Regions from separate parts of the Homo sapiens genome. Here region 2 is linked to region 1. The links are chromatin loops, found by intact Hi-C in ENCODE. Cell type or tissue: ascending aorta. All regions are shown on one strand.

Region 1 (8,000 bases):
TCTTTCAGAACTCTAGAAATTAACCAAAATCTTATAATAATCCAGAGAGCATTTATTCAAGAAAATGGCTGAATATTGGTAAGGACAGCATTTCTTTTGGCATATAAATTGCTCTATTCTTACTCACTTTATCCCAACTGCACAGCACCTTTGAAAATCAAAAATCAGTAATCATAGTTAAAATCTGCAACCTAGCAGCTACTGGAGAGGAAGAACAGGTTGAAACATCCAACACCCCAATCCTAGACAACTGTCCTTATTTAATCTGGAGCTTCCTAAGAAAGCGCCACTCAAAGGTCTTCTCTTTATTTTACCTCACTCAGATTTCCTGCAGTGTGAAAGGCCTTTTCTCCACAGGCATTCATCAAAAATCATCAATGGCAAGTGTTTAATACTGCAGCTGCCTGAGGTAGTGATAAGAGTGGATCAAATAACAAGCTAACCAAAAAAGCTTTTAAAAAGTAAAATCCAGGGAACAAAGTGTCCATGGGGGGCTTTAAGCATGCATAGGAATAGCATGCATACTCAGGACTATAAGTATGCTAGGAAAGACATGACAAGGCCCTAGGTTCTCACCTGAGGCTGTCCAGGAAGCTCTGCACGAGCCAGAAGTAAAATCTAAGACAGGGTCATGAACTGCCTCTCCAAGTGTTGAGAGCATGCCTAGACACACACACACACACACACACACACACACACACACACAGTGCCCCTCAGCAGTCCAAGAGTCTTAGTTCTATACTTTAAAAAAATATATCTCCAATTCATAGCTGATTTGCATGGTAGCAAAACAGAGAGTTCAGTGGCCACAAATGAGAACAATATACAGACTTTCCTGAATGAGCCTGATCCCATATCTCAGAGCCCACCAGTGTTAATACCCTGGGTGGGTATCCTTTCATCTCATTCTCTTTAGTCATAAAAAGTATCTATCTATGGTTGTTGCCTCCATTTCCTCAACTCCTATTCTCCCAGAATGCATCCAACTGGCTTCTGTTTCCTGCATCTGAAGGAAAGGACACTGGTTCCACTGAGAGCCTCAAGTAACATTCATGGTGCCAAAACTAATGGTTCCCTCTTAGTCACTCTCCTGCTCACTTTCTTAGTGGTCTTCAATGCAAGGTGGCCCCACCTTTCTTCTTGAAATCATCTCTTCTCAGATATCCATGTCATTACATTTACCTCGTTTTCCATCTACCTAACTGGATGTTCTTTTCTATCTCTGTCATAGACTTCTCCTCTGCTCCATCTCTAGATATTGATGTGCCCCAGGACTCACAGAAAGGCTCTCCATGCTTCTCTATCTGCACCCTCTTCCTGGCATTCAATATTGTCCACATGCCTATGCCTCCCAAATGTAGATCTACTTCCCTGTCTTCTCCTGTGGCTTGCAGACCTCTCCACATGAATATCTAATAGGCAATTCAAACTTAACAATGGAAAAATAGAACTCCTCCCACCAAAACAAAACAAAACAAAACAAAAAAAACACCAATAATACTTTTCCTGCTCCAAGTCTCTTTTCCTCTCTGTCAAGAATCCAGTGTTACAAACCCCCATGTTGCACATGCCAAAACTCAGGAATCAGATTTGGTTTCTTTTATCCTTTATCCCCCATGTATATCCATCAGTAAGCCCTGCCTACTCTACAGCCAAAATAATGTATATCCAAAATTCAACCACTTTTATTCTACTGCCTACTCATGCCATCATGTAATACAATATATAACCTATTGATAGGCATGACTATTGTGGCAAGATCTGCTTGATGCTCACAAATCTTCCCCACATAAGAATACTACATTTCCCAGTCTCCTTTGCAGTTACTTTAAGACAGTGTGACTGAGTCCTGGCTGTTGGAATATGCAACACTCAGTATATGCTACCTCTAGCTGAGCCCCTAAAATGTCCCACTCAATCTTCCTGCCACAGGTTAGAAGCAAGGGATGAGCATTACTTTGAGCCTAGACCCTGAGACACCTTCTGGAACAGCTGCCCAGAGTCACCTCCCGACCACATCACACTGTGTGTTGAGCAAGAGATAAACTTTTTTGTGTTAAGCAACTGAGATTTGGAAGCTTTTCTGGCACTGCAGCTAGCATGTATACTAATAGACATATAAACCACATGCAGACATTGATCCACTTAGAACAGCAGATACCTCTGTGAAGGCTGGATTTCAGCCTAATCTGCAATTATTTTTATTTTTCACAAGGATAAAGAATACGTGTAGTTCAGGTGCAGATAACAAATTTAAAAGACAATTCCTGCATTCCCCTCCTCTTGCAGCTGGAACACCCTGTCTGTATACCAACTGCTCTTCCCTCACTCACTCCCAGAGTTCCTTCATCTCCACGGCTTTGGTTCACAGCTAGGGCAGGAAGGCAATTATGAGACACAGTCAGTAAATCAGTCCACAGTTACTTACCAGCACCCAACAGTCAGGCCCTGGGCATGGTGCAAGCCAGGCACCAAGAGGTGAATAAATCATGCTGTCTGGCCTTGAGCAGCTCCACAGTCTGGCAATTTCTTCCCAGAGTGACCGCTCTTCACAAGAAACTGCTGTGTTAACAAGCTCACATGCTGAAGATGGACTTACCTGAGATCCAAGGTCATCCAGTCTCTAGATTTGTTTCTTCATCTTTGTCCAAAACTAGCAGAAGAAGCAGAACAGAAAAGATAATTGCGTCATGGCTAGGATAGAGGAGTGTACTCAGATGGAAGAAGAGGAGGGACATAAAAGGAGAAGTTATCAAATGAGATAGACTTGAAGACTTGCTTAAGTGGGGTCTTAACGACTGAGTGGGAGTTCACCAAGAGCACCTAGAGTAAGGGAAGGTACATGCAAGGGCACAGAGGGGTGAAATGATCTTTTGCTTTCAAAACACTGATGGCTTCAGTTTGGTAGAAACACAGGGTGTGGGAAGGGGAGAGGCAGTCAGGGTAGGCTCCTCTGTATGAACTTGGACTTGATCCACAGTGTTGTCACAACCCTGTGCAGACTTTGCCTTAGGGTGCCTGGTCAAATGGGCAAGTGGGACTGAAATCCGGTAAGGCTCAACTCACCAAGTCATGTACCCTGTCACGGGTTTGGATCCACCAGGAGAAAGGGGTGCCATTTCCACCATGCCCAAAGATGGCTGTGTGGTCTAACAGGAGCCCTGTTTATCCTGCCCCGGCATCACAGCTTTCAAAGCCTTTTTACACACAAGATCTCACTGTGTTCTCACAACTCCATGAAGAAGGCATTGTGAGTACCATTTTATAGATGAAGAAACTGAGGCTGAGATGTGAAAAGACAAAACCTACAGAAGACATTCCTAGAGAGGTCCCTTCAGGTTCCAGTGATTCCCCTTTGGCTAGAAGATCCTGGGAAAACCAACAAAGCTCTTGGCATTTGTCCTCTAGCAATCTTTTCGTCATGGAAAAACACAGGCTTGATGTATACAACTGACTCATAGTGTACACTACATTACACGGCCACAAATACAAATTTTAAAAAGTGAGGTGAAATACTAACTACTTCTATCGTTCTAAGATTTTTCCCCACCCCAACAGATTGTCTTTGTAGGAAACTCATCTATAAAGGATGCCAGCAGAGACCAGGTCACATCTGTTTTAATTTTGGATGAAATTCCATTTCGTGGCCTCTCCTCAGATGGGGAGGTGCCTGCAATCTCACACATTTCAAATAAATTTTGCTGAGAAACCAGGGCAGGTAATATCTGATTTTTACCTAATACTAGCTTGGGGAGAAAATGGGACTTTGGGGGAAATTTCCCCAAATTTTTGGTTTACAAAAATCATTCTTGGTTTAAAAAATCAGAGCCCAACCAAGAGAAGGGAATTTCCCCTACCTTGGCCAAGTTCCCTAAAGCATCCCGGCAACAACACTGTAGGAAGAGATTGTGAGTGAATTAGGAACCTTAATGAGCTTCTGAGTAAAACGGCCTGGCTTGCTCTCTGAGGAGTAGATGATGGTACCGAAACCCTTGGGGCAGTAAGTTTCATAATATTCCCCTTCCTTTTTATATCTAGAAAATTTATTCAATACATAAAATTCATTGAGAATTATACTAAAAAATATATGGGCTGTCTATAAAACAAATGCTAAGGGGCTTTCTAAAGGTTCCAATAACCAAGCCAGTTAACAGGTAGGGGAGTACTCCGCGGCCATTAGAGAAAGCCTTCAGTACAGTTCTGGCGCCATCTCGTGTCTAACATTGAGCTCAGCACTTAGAAAATACACAGCAGAGGAATGTACTGGGAAGAGTGAGTGGCCAGGTGTTCCTGAAAATTTACAGAAGGGATGGGGAGATGCAACTGGAAAAGTAGGCTAGGGCCCGCTCCTGACGGTCTTTATCTCACAGGCGCTGGCAACTAAGCCACATGATCAGATCTGTGTTTTAGAGCAATTCAGCAGTAAGCACACAGGCACGGTGGGTGACAACGGCTCAGATACCTAAGGGCTCAGTGCTTCATGCCCATGTTCACTGCCTGAAGTCTTGTGCCAAACCACTGGATCAGCAGCTCCTACTAGAATGTATGCAGGCATTACTGGTTGATTTGTTCACGTCTATATCCCCACTGCCTAGAACAGTGCCTGGTACCTAAATGTTTTTATTTTAAAATAAAAGGACATTTTTTCCATATATGACTACATGATAACACTGTCAAAATACAGAGCCCCCACCCCATCCAGCTGCACAGCAGCCTGAGAGGAAGGCATCGCTTTCCTCATCTTACAGATATAAACAGTGGGGCTCAGTGAGGTTGCCCTGGTAAGGGCAGAGGCGCAGCCCCCCGGGTAAAATTCCTTCACAGCCAGGCTGCAGGGACCTCCAGCCTGTTGCAGGTAAACGAGCTGGACTTCGGGATCCAGACCAGGCTTCCCCGGCGTCCGTTGCGTCACGCACTGACCCTTTCTAGACCTCAAGTGACAGCATCTACACAGGAGGCGCCAGGACCGTTCCCCAAAAGCAAAGTCTTTAAAGTGACATTCCCCAGAACCCCCACCCGCTCCCAGGTGAACTGGAGCCGAGGGACTTCAACGGAAGACACCACATCCGATCCTACCCGAATATACGAAAAGCGGACCCGAGCGGGGGGCCTAAGGCTCCGCACACTCGTCTTCGGCCGCCCTCCCCGCTCTCATTTTATAAAATGCCGACGCCGAGGCCGCCAGTGAAAAAGATTCTCGTCGGTGGTTACAACTCGGGTCAGGGGAATCCAGGAGCCCCAGTTTTCCGTTGGGACGGAAACGGCGGAATCCAAAAGTGACAGTATGACAGGATTTCCAGAGCCGACAGACCAGCCCTCAGCAATCCCCACCTCTTCAAGTCGGCCCGGCCCTCTCGGCCTCCGGCTTCTCACTCGCTCGGCTCCGCTCGGCTCCACCCGGCTCCGCTCGGCTCCACCCTGCCCCGCTCGGCCCCACTCATTTCCGCTTGGCACCACCCGACCCGCGCCTCGTCTCTGTTCGGCTTCACTCGGCTACTTTCGGCTGCGCCCCACTCCCTCGGCTCGTCCACTTGGCCCCATCCGCTCCGCTTGGCCCCGCCCTCTCGCTCTGCTCCGATCGGCCCGCGCGCTCGCCCTCTTTGGCAGGTGGAACAACGCGGGATGTCCTGTTCGCCCCGCCGGGCTCGGGTTGGGGGTCGTTTGTTCCATCTGGCTTAGCTCCCGTTTCGGCCCACAGCGGGTTGCGTCGGGTACAGGTCGGCTCCATCGGGCCTGCTTCCCTCCCCTTCTTCGGTCACCTACGAGGTCAGCTCGTGCACCTGTCTCCCCCTCACCTACCCGACAGCTCTAGGGCAGCTCGGTTCGAAACGACCCAGGAGGGGTCTTGCAAAGTCTTCCATCATCGTGGGCACCGCTCAGGCTGAGGAACGAACTGAGCTCCGGGGTATCTTGACTTGGCGACGCGTCTCGGGACCCCCACATCACACCTGGATGCCCTGGGGTAGCCCTCGCACATCTGAGTCTCCCCATCTGCAAAATGCAGCTGTTGCTAATTCTGCTCTCCCGGGCCCGGCGGGAGGATTAGGGGCCAGTGAGCACTTGTTGAGAGCCCTTTGTGTGTAAGGCGGAGTGTGGACGCAAGGGACACCCGAGTGAGCGGACAGCGAGGTCAGGACCCTGTGTATGGAGGCGCACACAGAGGATTAAACCAGCATGTTTGCAAAAACGCCTGGCCCTCTGCTTTTTCCGCTGGCTGTGTGGCGTTGAGCACGTGGTCTAGCCTCTGGAGCCGTTTCCCCTCCCTAAGATGGGCAGAGCTCCTTGGCAAGCAAGAACTGTCCGTGTGTGCCTTGCCCTCCAGCTCCAGACATCTCACAGAGGCAGCACAGGTATCTGTCTCCTGTCCCATCCTTCAGGAGGTTGGGTCGCAGGAAGGATGGCCTGTTACAATGACCCTCCGCATGACTTCAATTCATTCCACAAACTTCTGAGGGCCTGGAACTCAATGTTGGGGAGACAGGGCAACAGTTGGGTACTTAACTTGCAAGCTGCAGAAACTGACTTAGCCACTTTAAATAAAAACAATTTGTTGGAAGGATACCGGGAAGGTGGTGGAATACAGGAAGCCTGAAGACAAGGTTCAATAAAGCAAGAGTTGGGCTGTGCCAGGTAGTCTTGGTGCCAAAGACCTCTAAACAGTTACCCTTGGACACTGCTGCTATGTGAATGCACGCTAACCCTTTCTGCTGTCCCCGTTAAGTCTCCAGAGAGAGGGTCTGATTGGCTGGGTGTAGGTGTCAGGAACTTCTTCACGTTGAACTAGGTCCTGAAGGATGAGTAGAAATTTGCTAAAGGGAGAAGGAAAGAACATTCCAGGTAGAAGGACCAGCATGTACAGGGCATGTACATCACTGGAAAGAAATCTCGGGGCCATCTTGGACTTGTGCTTGCCACAGTGTGCCAGGTGCTTTCCTGGTCATGTCATTCAGTGCTCAAGAGAACCCCATAAAATTGATACGAATAATTTTTTGGAAAAAAGTATTATATTGTCTTTATTAAAATGATAAGTGCTTTTATAAACCATTCAAGCTATATAGCAAAATGTTGCCAAAATGGAGAGAGGAGGGCAATCATTACAAACCCTAGTTCCCCAAACCTAGAATTAATATTAGGCAACATCATTCCAGATGTTTGTCTAGGTATATATTTGGAAGGTGGAGTGGGAGTGGAAGAAAGGATGGGAGACGTAAGAGAGGGAGGATGGGTAACAGGAAGGAAAGAAGAGAGGCAGTGTGCAAGGAAGGAAGGAAAGGAATTTTATTAAAATGAGATTATACTGTATATGTCAATTTAAACAATAAAATACATGAAGCATATTTCCATATGAATTTAACCAAAGGAAAGGAAATTTGAGTGAAATAAAAGCAGTTGTTAACTTTACATATTCGATTTGTTAGCAAAATGAGTATTTTTTACAAGATCACTCCAGGTTTGTGGAGAACATTAAGAGATTAGGGGCCATCTCCCCGCTAAATTACATGTTTAAATCCTAGCATTTATTTTTCCCTGTTATGAAGAATGAGAAAATTAAGTCCTTCACACTTTCTATCATGCTCACACCTAACATACTGCCGTTGGGCTATTGATTCTATTTATTTATTTATTTATTTATTTATTATTTTTTGGAGACAGAGTCTTGCTGTCTCCCAGGCTGGAGTGCAGTGGCACAATCTCGACTCACTGCAACCTCCGCCTCCCAGGTTCAAGCGATTCTTCTGCCTTAGCCTCCCGAGTAGCTGGGATTATAGGAGCCCACCACAATGCCCAGCTAATTTTTGTATGTGTTTTCAGTAGAGATAGGGTTTCACCATGTTGGTCAGGCTGGTATTGAACTCGTGACCTCAAGTGATCCGCCTGCCTCACCCTTCCAAAGTGCTGGGATTACAGGCATAAGCCACTGCCGCACCCAGCAGTGCTATTGATTTTATAATGCCAAGGTCTGTAATATTCACAGACCTTGTAATATTCTGCCACCTCCC
Region 2 (8,000 bases), 310 kb before region 1:
CAAAGGCCTTTAAGAAGAAATGAGCTCGATATTTTCAAGGAATGGCAAGGAGGCCAGTGTGGCTGGACAGGAGTTGAGGCCAGAGAAACCAGGGCGGATTGAATCAGGAGGCGGTGAGATGGGTCAGGATTGCGGTTGTTACTCTGGTGAGACAGGCAGCCACCAGAGGGCTTTACATAGGGTGATGCGATCTGAAGGCCTTCACCAGGGCCTTCATCCAGCAGTTTCAAGGCCAGCTCTCCTCCTGTCAGTCAAGCGCTTTCTACCCAAAGCAGTTTGGCTTGTGATGAGTAAAGGATGAAATAGCTTCACAGCCTTCTCTAAGTGCTCCCCATACTTTAAATCTTGCCCATGGATTTTGTTCAGAGTTACTGTCCAAGGCTTTGAAACCCCTGAAGGGTAAGTTTAGGCACAATAATAAAGTATTACATCATGGGAGAAGGACTTGTGGATGAGGGACATTCAGGAGTGCTTTGCTTTAAGAAAACTTCACATATGTTGCACAACTGTGAATATACTTAACAGTACTGAACTGCACATTTATGAAATGGTTAAGATGGTAAATTCTGTTATGCATTTTTTACTATAATCAAAAATAAAAATTAAAAAATATATAGTCACAATACTTTTACAAATATCTACTATACTTCACTAACACGAAAGTGACAGAAAAAAAATACGCTGATAGTATAAAGAAGCTAAAATGTAAGTTGATCAATTGATGCACATCATTTACATGTTGAACAATTCTCAAAGATGTCAAGGGGCAGGAATGATCCTTCAAGGAAAAGTAACTTAGACCAAGAGAATTTTAAAGCTTCAGGAAAGGCTGATATTCATCATGTATATGAAGACAAGCCTGCCAAGCACTGAATTCTCCAATTTGTTCATTTTTCCTTGTTCCTCAGGAAAGTCAGCGTGGGTATTTCATTACCATATGGAAAACTATGTTGTGCCATTAAGAATAATAAAGAATTTGGCAGGGCGCGGTGGCTCACGCCTGTAATCCCAGCACTTTGGGAGGCTGAGGTGGGCGGATCACCTGAGGTCAGGAGTTCGAGACCAGCCTGGCCAACATGGAGAAACCCCATCTCTACTAAAAATACAAAAATTGCCAGGCGCGGTGGCTCACGCCTGTAATCCCAGCACTTTGGGAGGCTGAGGTGGGCGGATCACCTGAGGTCAGGAGTTCGAGACCAGCCTGGCCAACATGGAGAAACCCCATCTCTACTAAAAATACAAAAATTGCCAGGCGCGGTGGCTCACGCCTGTAATCCCAGCACTTTGGGAGGCTGAGGCGGGCGGATCACGAGGTCAGGAGTTTGAGACCAGCCTGGCCAGCATGGTGAAACCCCATCTCTACTAAAAATACAAAAAAAAAAAAAATTAGCTGGGCCTGGTGGCACTCACCTGTAGTCCCAGCTACTTGGGAGGCTGAGGCAGGAGAATTGTTTGAACCTGGCAGGCGGAGGTTGCAGTGAGCCAAGATTAGGCCACTGCACTCCAGCCTGGGCGAGAGAGTGAGACTCTGTCTCAAAAAAACAAACAAAAAAAAACCCCAAAAAAACCCCCAAAAAACAAAAATTAGCCGGGTGTGATGGCAGGTGCCTGTAATCTCAGCTACTTGGGAGGCTGAGACAGGAGAACGGCTTGAACCCAGGAGGCGGAGGTTGCAGCAGTGAGCCGAGATTGCGCCATTGCACTCCAGCCTGGGGATATGAGGGAGACTTCATCTCAAAATAATAATAATAATAATAATAATAATAATAATAATAATAAAGAATTTAAGCCAAGCCTTAAAAAAAGAAAGAATGTATAAAACTATGAGCTTGGGAAATGGAAAAAGTTGGGGACAACTATTCACTTTAACAAAATAATTCTTTCTGTGAGGCTTTGCGCCTGGTTTCATCTATGAAATAGTGTTCTTCTAGAGCACAAAAAGCACTCGACACAGTGTTGCAGAAACATGACAAGCCTAGAAGAGGCCGGCTAGAGGCCTTCTGCAATGCCAGGTCCAATGGTGTGATAATAGCTTGGAGATTTTGCTTATCTGCTTTATCTCCCAAAGGGCATTGCACAATATCAGTGTGCTTGGATTGGACAGGATTCCAGTGACACGGTTCATGTTCTATTTTGATTCTGGCAGTTGGTAACCTTTCTTCTAGGAAAGAGGAAATAAAACACCCCATTGGTGATATTCCGTTGTTCTGAGCATACGAGGGTGGTAAGGCTGCCGGGGGCAACTGACCAGAGGCAGGTGTGGTCCCTGGGTCATTTTTAGCCACACTCCCAGGCCCTGATATCTGGCAGGGAGGTCTGTAACCAGCTCTGTCAACCTGCCATGAGGATGACCTGCCCTTTCCCTTGGTTATTCAAGTCCCAGGTTTTTCCTGAGCGGAAGCTGACAGTGATGTCATTTTCTCGTGATATTGGCGGGGTGACCTTGTTCATGGAGCTGGTTTCATCCATTTCTCTTCTACCTTGAAGCTGAACTGAGAAAAACATTGCTGAGAACCACAGAGAGGGAGGGCAGAGGACGCTGCAAAGGGGAGGCTCCCCTGTTCCCTCATCTGATTCCCAAACCCTTATCATGACCAGCTGTTAGCCATCCCAGTTTCTAGCAGAACTCAGCCTGGAAAAGTCATACAGGAAAAACAATGCAAGGAGAGATCGATGAAAAAATTTTTAAAAAATGTTGTAGTAGACTCAGCAAGGCAGAAACTATGGATTCATGAAGAACAGCTTGGATCCTTGTTATAAAGACAGATAAATATTTACAGGTGGTCTTTTCAGAAAGGCATTCAGGAGGAGACAAGAAGCATCTTATTTAGAGCTGCTGGCCCAATTAAGGGAATCAAAGATGTCCTGAGCTCCGACTCCATGGCAGGACCTGAGCTCCATCCTTGATGGACATCTTTTCATCCTCAGCCCTTCTTCCTGAGGTGGGCACTGTCACTATCCCCATTTACAGAGGAGGAAACTAAGGGTCAGAGAGTTGGAGTCTGTTATTCAGCTGGGAAGCAGCAGTGCTAGGGTTCACATGCATGGCTTTTTCACTCCAAATCTGTAGGCTTTTCCTAGCACACACCAATGTCGGCTTTCAGATACTGCTACCAAGAACTCCAAACCTAGGCTCTTTTAATCAATAGCAGAGTGATTGAGTCCTTTTCCTGAAACTCACATTGTTCAAGCTCAAAGGACACTGTATAGATGAGGACTCCAAGGCTAAGAGCAGGAAAAGGGATCTGCTCAACAGGATGGCAGAATCTGGCCTCAGGCCGCAAAGAAAGCTCTGTCCACCCATTATTCAGCCACGTGCACAGAGCCAGCGCAGCAAAACCCATCTCACCTAGAGTGCGGCTTTGTTGGTGATCTCGGTTCAGCAGGATATGGGCACCACGGGAATGGTATTTTCCCTTACAACTTTCTCCCTGGGGCCTACATATTATGTAGCTATTGTAGGGTTGGAGTTCCACAAACTGGATTTCAGAGCTCGCTGGCCAGTATTAGCTCATGTTGATTGCAAAGCAAGGACTGAAGTGGAAAAGCAAAAGAGCACAGCACCACCTGGTGTTGGCAACTAAGACATGCAGGTTCAGGAGTAAAAACAACTCCCTGCATTTCCCTTCGTGTGAGGAATGGAAGCCCAGAATGGGCGAGGAGCTCGCCAAAAGTCACAGAGCACACGGTGATCGAGCTGAGTCTGACGGGTGTGATTTCCAACTCTGTGCTCCTCCCACGAGGCCTGGCCAAGGGAAGGAAAGCACAGTCTTCCCCTTCCTGAATACCAGCTTGAGCAGGGTCCCCATAGCACCCGCGAACTCAGAAGACCCTTTCCTTCGAAAAGGGAAAGGACGGTGAAATGCTGGCCTGTGATCGGAAGGAGGAGACCGTGTAGCTGCAGGAGCAGCACATTGCACGGGTCCAGAGGCTACAGCATGAGCGGCACCACTGGAGCTGGGGCACACAGTGGCCCTTATTTAGGCTTTAGAACTAGATTAGCCTGGACTCGCGGTGGCCTCAGGCAAGTCTATTTCACTGTCTTGGGCTCTTCATCCCCTTCTGTGAAACGAAGGTGCTGAATGACGCCTGGACTTCCGAGGTCTCAGACTTTTGGCTCACTCTTCCCATGCCGACTGGCCTCCCTGCCGACCCTCCACCAGGAAAAGCCTCATCTCAGAGCCTCTGCGCGGCCTCCAGTTTCTGGAAGAATGCTGTTTTGCCAAATCCCCTTGGGGCCTGTTCCCTCCTGCTATTCAGATGTCCGCTCAAATGTTCTCTGCTGAGACAGACCTCGTCTGAGCACTGTTCCCCCTCACCCCCCACAACACCATGTCACCTCCCATCTCCTCACCCATTTCAGGTCCTTCCCAGCTCTTAGCATCGTGCACATAGTTGGTCTTGCTCAGGCCTCTGTGGACAGATCCTGGCACATAGCGGACATCTGAAAATAACTTTCAATGGAACAAATCAAGTTATTTCAAATTCACCATTCTCCTGAAAACTATCTGGGGAGGAAAAGAGCAGGGACAGTTGGAATAAGCTGAAGGAGTGGCCTCCCAGTGCCCCTTCCACCTCTGTGCCTCTGACCCTGGTGTCAGTGATTTGGCAGTAACATCCCAGCACCACCCTAGCCTGCTTCTAGGGCCACTTCCCAGCCCTTACAACTGACCTTAGGACAGAAGCTGTTTGTCTAGCCGGTACGTGACACAGCAGGGACTCGCAGCCAGGTTTCTCTGACCCCGCTGCACTGCTAGACCCTGTATGTTCAGTTTTCCACCTCACTAAGGGTCACTCTGGGGCTCGTGTCAACACTCAGAGCCCAGATCCCTGCAGCATTGCAAGTGGATGGGATGAGCACCAAGAAAACATTCCTCTGGAGTAATCAATATCAGAAACTGCAATGGGGCATGCTGCCTCCACATCCAGGACATTTCTAGAAGCAGCCAAGAAAATAAGAACCTACATGCTCTGGTTTATTAAAATTGGGCAATGAATCTAAAAGGAATTTAAAGCATTTGGCCTTATCTTCCTCATTTCTTGGTATTAGTTTTCTATGTAAATTAATAACTAGTTAGGTATCTAGAGTTGGCAAATACTGACACTTTCAGGTAAATGGTAATGGGGAGGATGGCCACGAGGGTAAAAAACCGGGGAACACTGTCCAATTGTGGGAAGGAAACCACAAGTGTCTGGAAAACAATGTGCAAAGTTCACCTTCTTTCAAACTCCCATTTGAACCTTCCATCCACAGTGCTGATCACAAAGTCCTGTTGCACTAGTCTTCTTGTCATTTAAATATTCATTTAACATTTATTGAAGACAAATTCTTGGCCAGGCCCTCTGCCAGGGGTTGTGAATATGGTCTCTGCCTGTAAGCAGCAATTTGTCTCATGGGGCTTAGTGTTCTTCAGTCCACTCTGTTCAACTACCCTGCCCTCCCCAGAAGCTCTGAGGACCCCCTGATACCTACCCCCAGCTTAACAGCCCTCTTGTGTTGCAGATCTCCTACCTAGACCCCTCAAGAGGACTCGGGCTACCATCAGGCCCAGTCAGCCAACAAATCTGAGCTCCACCCATACTGATCCCCACACAGGTTGCTCCAGAACCTCCTGGATTCCAGAGCAATAGCTTAAAGTCATAGTGTCAGTCTGAGGTGTGTTCCAAGAAATTTGTTACTAATAGGAAAGTACCAAAGGGATTTTTCTATAAGTTGGGGCAGACTAAAAGTTTTCCTGTGTAATAGGCATTGTGTCCAGCTCCATTTCCCCTTTCCTCTGGTTTCCTTCAGAGAACGACCCCTCCTTCTGCACTTAGACCATACAGCTCAGGTGGGGATAACCTTGCTCTTAGTTCCAGAAATGGGCGTGTGACTGAGGCCTGGCCAATCAGAGCCCCACATTCTCATGGCCGTAAAAACCAGCCCACAGATGGGCACAGGGACCAAGCAAGGAGGATGAGACCACTTTAGCTGGAGGGCAGGTAGGCTGGAAGTCTGCATCTGCTACAGGGAAGAGCTTGCCCACGAATGAAATCCATGTAGTTCAGCAGAGCTGAGTGACAGAGAAACATCAACTGTGCTTCTTGATCTAGCCAGGATGACTCCTGGAACTTTTATTAATTTTCTACATTGAACACAGCTGAGCATTACTCACATCTGACATCTGTTCAAACAATAACATTTCTCCCCTCCTGGCAGCAGGCTAAAAGCAATATGGGTAATAGCTAAGTATTATTTGAGACAGGGTCTTGTTATGTTGCTCAGGCTGATCTCGAACTCCTGGGCTCAAGTAATCCTCCCGCCTCAGTCTCCTTAGTGGTTGAGTTTACAGGTGTGTGTCACCGCACCCACTTTAGCTGATTAAATAAAAGGGTGTGTGAAACCACTTTCTGCCTCTTAGTGTGAAGAGGGATAGTACTCTAGTTTGGGCAAATCTTCAAAAATCACTATTTGAAATTTGAAAATCGTCCATTTGCAGCTAATGATTAAGTTTAACTTGGGATACTCAAGTTACTTTTCATTTTGGGCACATTTCATCTCAAAGATGTGGTCCCATATTTTGTCCATTTTTCTTTGTGGGAGGCAATGGCAATTCATATCGGCCTCTCATAAAACAACCAAGACCGGGATCCAGGCATGATACTTGCTGAAGAGGCTTCCCTTAGGCTAATCTGACACCTCATTGCAGAAACCACCAGTCACCAGCTCCACTGACCACCTGCCATCCAGCTGGCTGGAGCCGAGTGCTCTGCAGACTCAGAAGTCCAAGGCGTGGCTCCCAGGGGCCCTCACACCATAACCCCTCAGTGGACAGCACCACTGCAGAGGAAACCTCAGTGTGGACCATGGCAGGGCCCTGCTTGAGCTGTCTCTGTTGTGGATTGAGTCCCAGCTCCAAAAGGACTCACACATTGCCTCCCCTCCCTCCATTTCCTGACACATAGGTGGCTATTCTGCAGTTAACCTTTTATTGTCCCTCCCCTTGTATCTTAGCAGCTAGGAAATGAAGTAGGTTGGTATGTTTTAGTTGTGTGTGCATATGAGAGTAACAGTGTCAGATATTAAGGTTCATGGGTTTTAGAAATGTGTATAATCAAGTCCTCACAGCCAAAAGTTTTAGTGTAAACTATCAGTTCCAGGAGAAAAAGGAGAAAGATAACTAAGAATGAAGAGAAGAAAGTGTCCAGGAATTCAGTGTGACTATCAGAAACCACTAAAAATGAATGCAGTGCTGGGGAGAACTGCAGACTGGCAGAGCGAGGCCAGATGGCCTGTCACCCCACGCCTTAGTGAACACCAGGAGCCAACAGACTGCCCAGAGCCAGGGCCTTGGTACCACACCCACACCACAGGCTCACACAGGTAGGAGGCAGGCAGGTTCAATCTTGCTGCCACATACTAATGACCACAGGCGGCCTGAGGTCTTTGAGGTTGTTTCTTCTAACATTCTGCAGGAGGGAGTTCATTTTTCAATACTGAATGGGCTGCTGTAAACAGGTTATCTCCTGGGACCACTACAGCTTAAGGACAAAGCGTGGGGATGGCACAAGTGAAGGGAGGGTGTCTCTCCTGCCTCCTCACCTAAGATGAAGCCTCCATCAGCTCACCCACACTTGTTTTTCTCTTCTCCATGAACTTGCAGGGGCATGTACCATTAGTAAGGAAAATAAAACCTTTTAAATATGTTTACTGAAAGCATCTTTCTTGCACAAGGCTTAAAGTACTGTGCATTTGTGAGCATATCGTGCTTGATAATGAACACGCACACACATTCAGCTCATTTACAGACAAACCATCCACAAGTTGGATTTTCTACATTTCAAAATGGAATGACCATAGCGGAGGATGTCAGGTTCTAAGCCCTGTCTTGATAAAGTTTGAGAGATTGTAACACGCTTTTACTTTCCTCTTTAGGTTTTAAGCATTATGTGCTGACTGAAGCTAGAAATAAAAACAGCTTTGCTTTCAGCCAATTTCTGCTTTACTGTGTCACTGAGAC

Evidence for each region. Peaks named below come from ENCODE experiments on the same cell type or tissue, not always from the same donor. Only the 100,000 strongest peaks of a DNase experiment are listed, where the experiment ranks them.
Region 2: it touches region 1 in a loop (4-fold over the local background); 18 of 110 quality-filtered maps call a loop at or near these places.

Annotation. Positions count from the first base shown.
Region 1 is chr3:13,892,956-13,900,955 of GRCh38, reverse strand. LOC105376957 (a long non-coding RNA gene) reads right to left here and starts at 5,372. Exons shown (of 3, transcript XR_001740602.3): 1 at 5,077-5,372; 2 at 2,600-2,653. RefSeq lists an enhancer at 5,122-5,261. In ascending aorta, a CTCF peak has its summit at 4,202 (motif pointing left); DNase peaks (open chromatin) are centred at 4,207, 4,915 and 5,455; H3K4me3 peaks cover 1,902 bases; H3K27ac peaks cover 1,510 bases.
Region 2 is chr3:14,199,204-14,207,203 of GRCh38, reverse strand. LSM3 (LSM3 homolog, U6 small nuclear RNA and mRNA degradation associated) reads right to left here. Exons shown (of 4, transcript NM_014463.3): 4 at 6,082-8,000. Among named protein-coding and RNA genes, the nearest start is that of LSM3, 24 kb to the right of the region's middle. In ascending aorta, a CTCF peak has its summit at 3,565 (motif pointing left); DNase peaks (open chromatin) are centred at 2,023, 2,382 and 3,553; H3K4me3 peaks cover 542 bases; H3K27ac peaks cover 1,686 bases.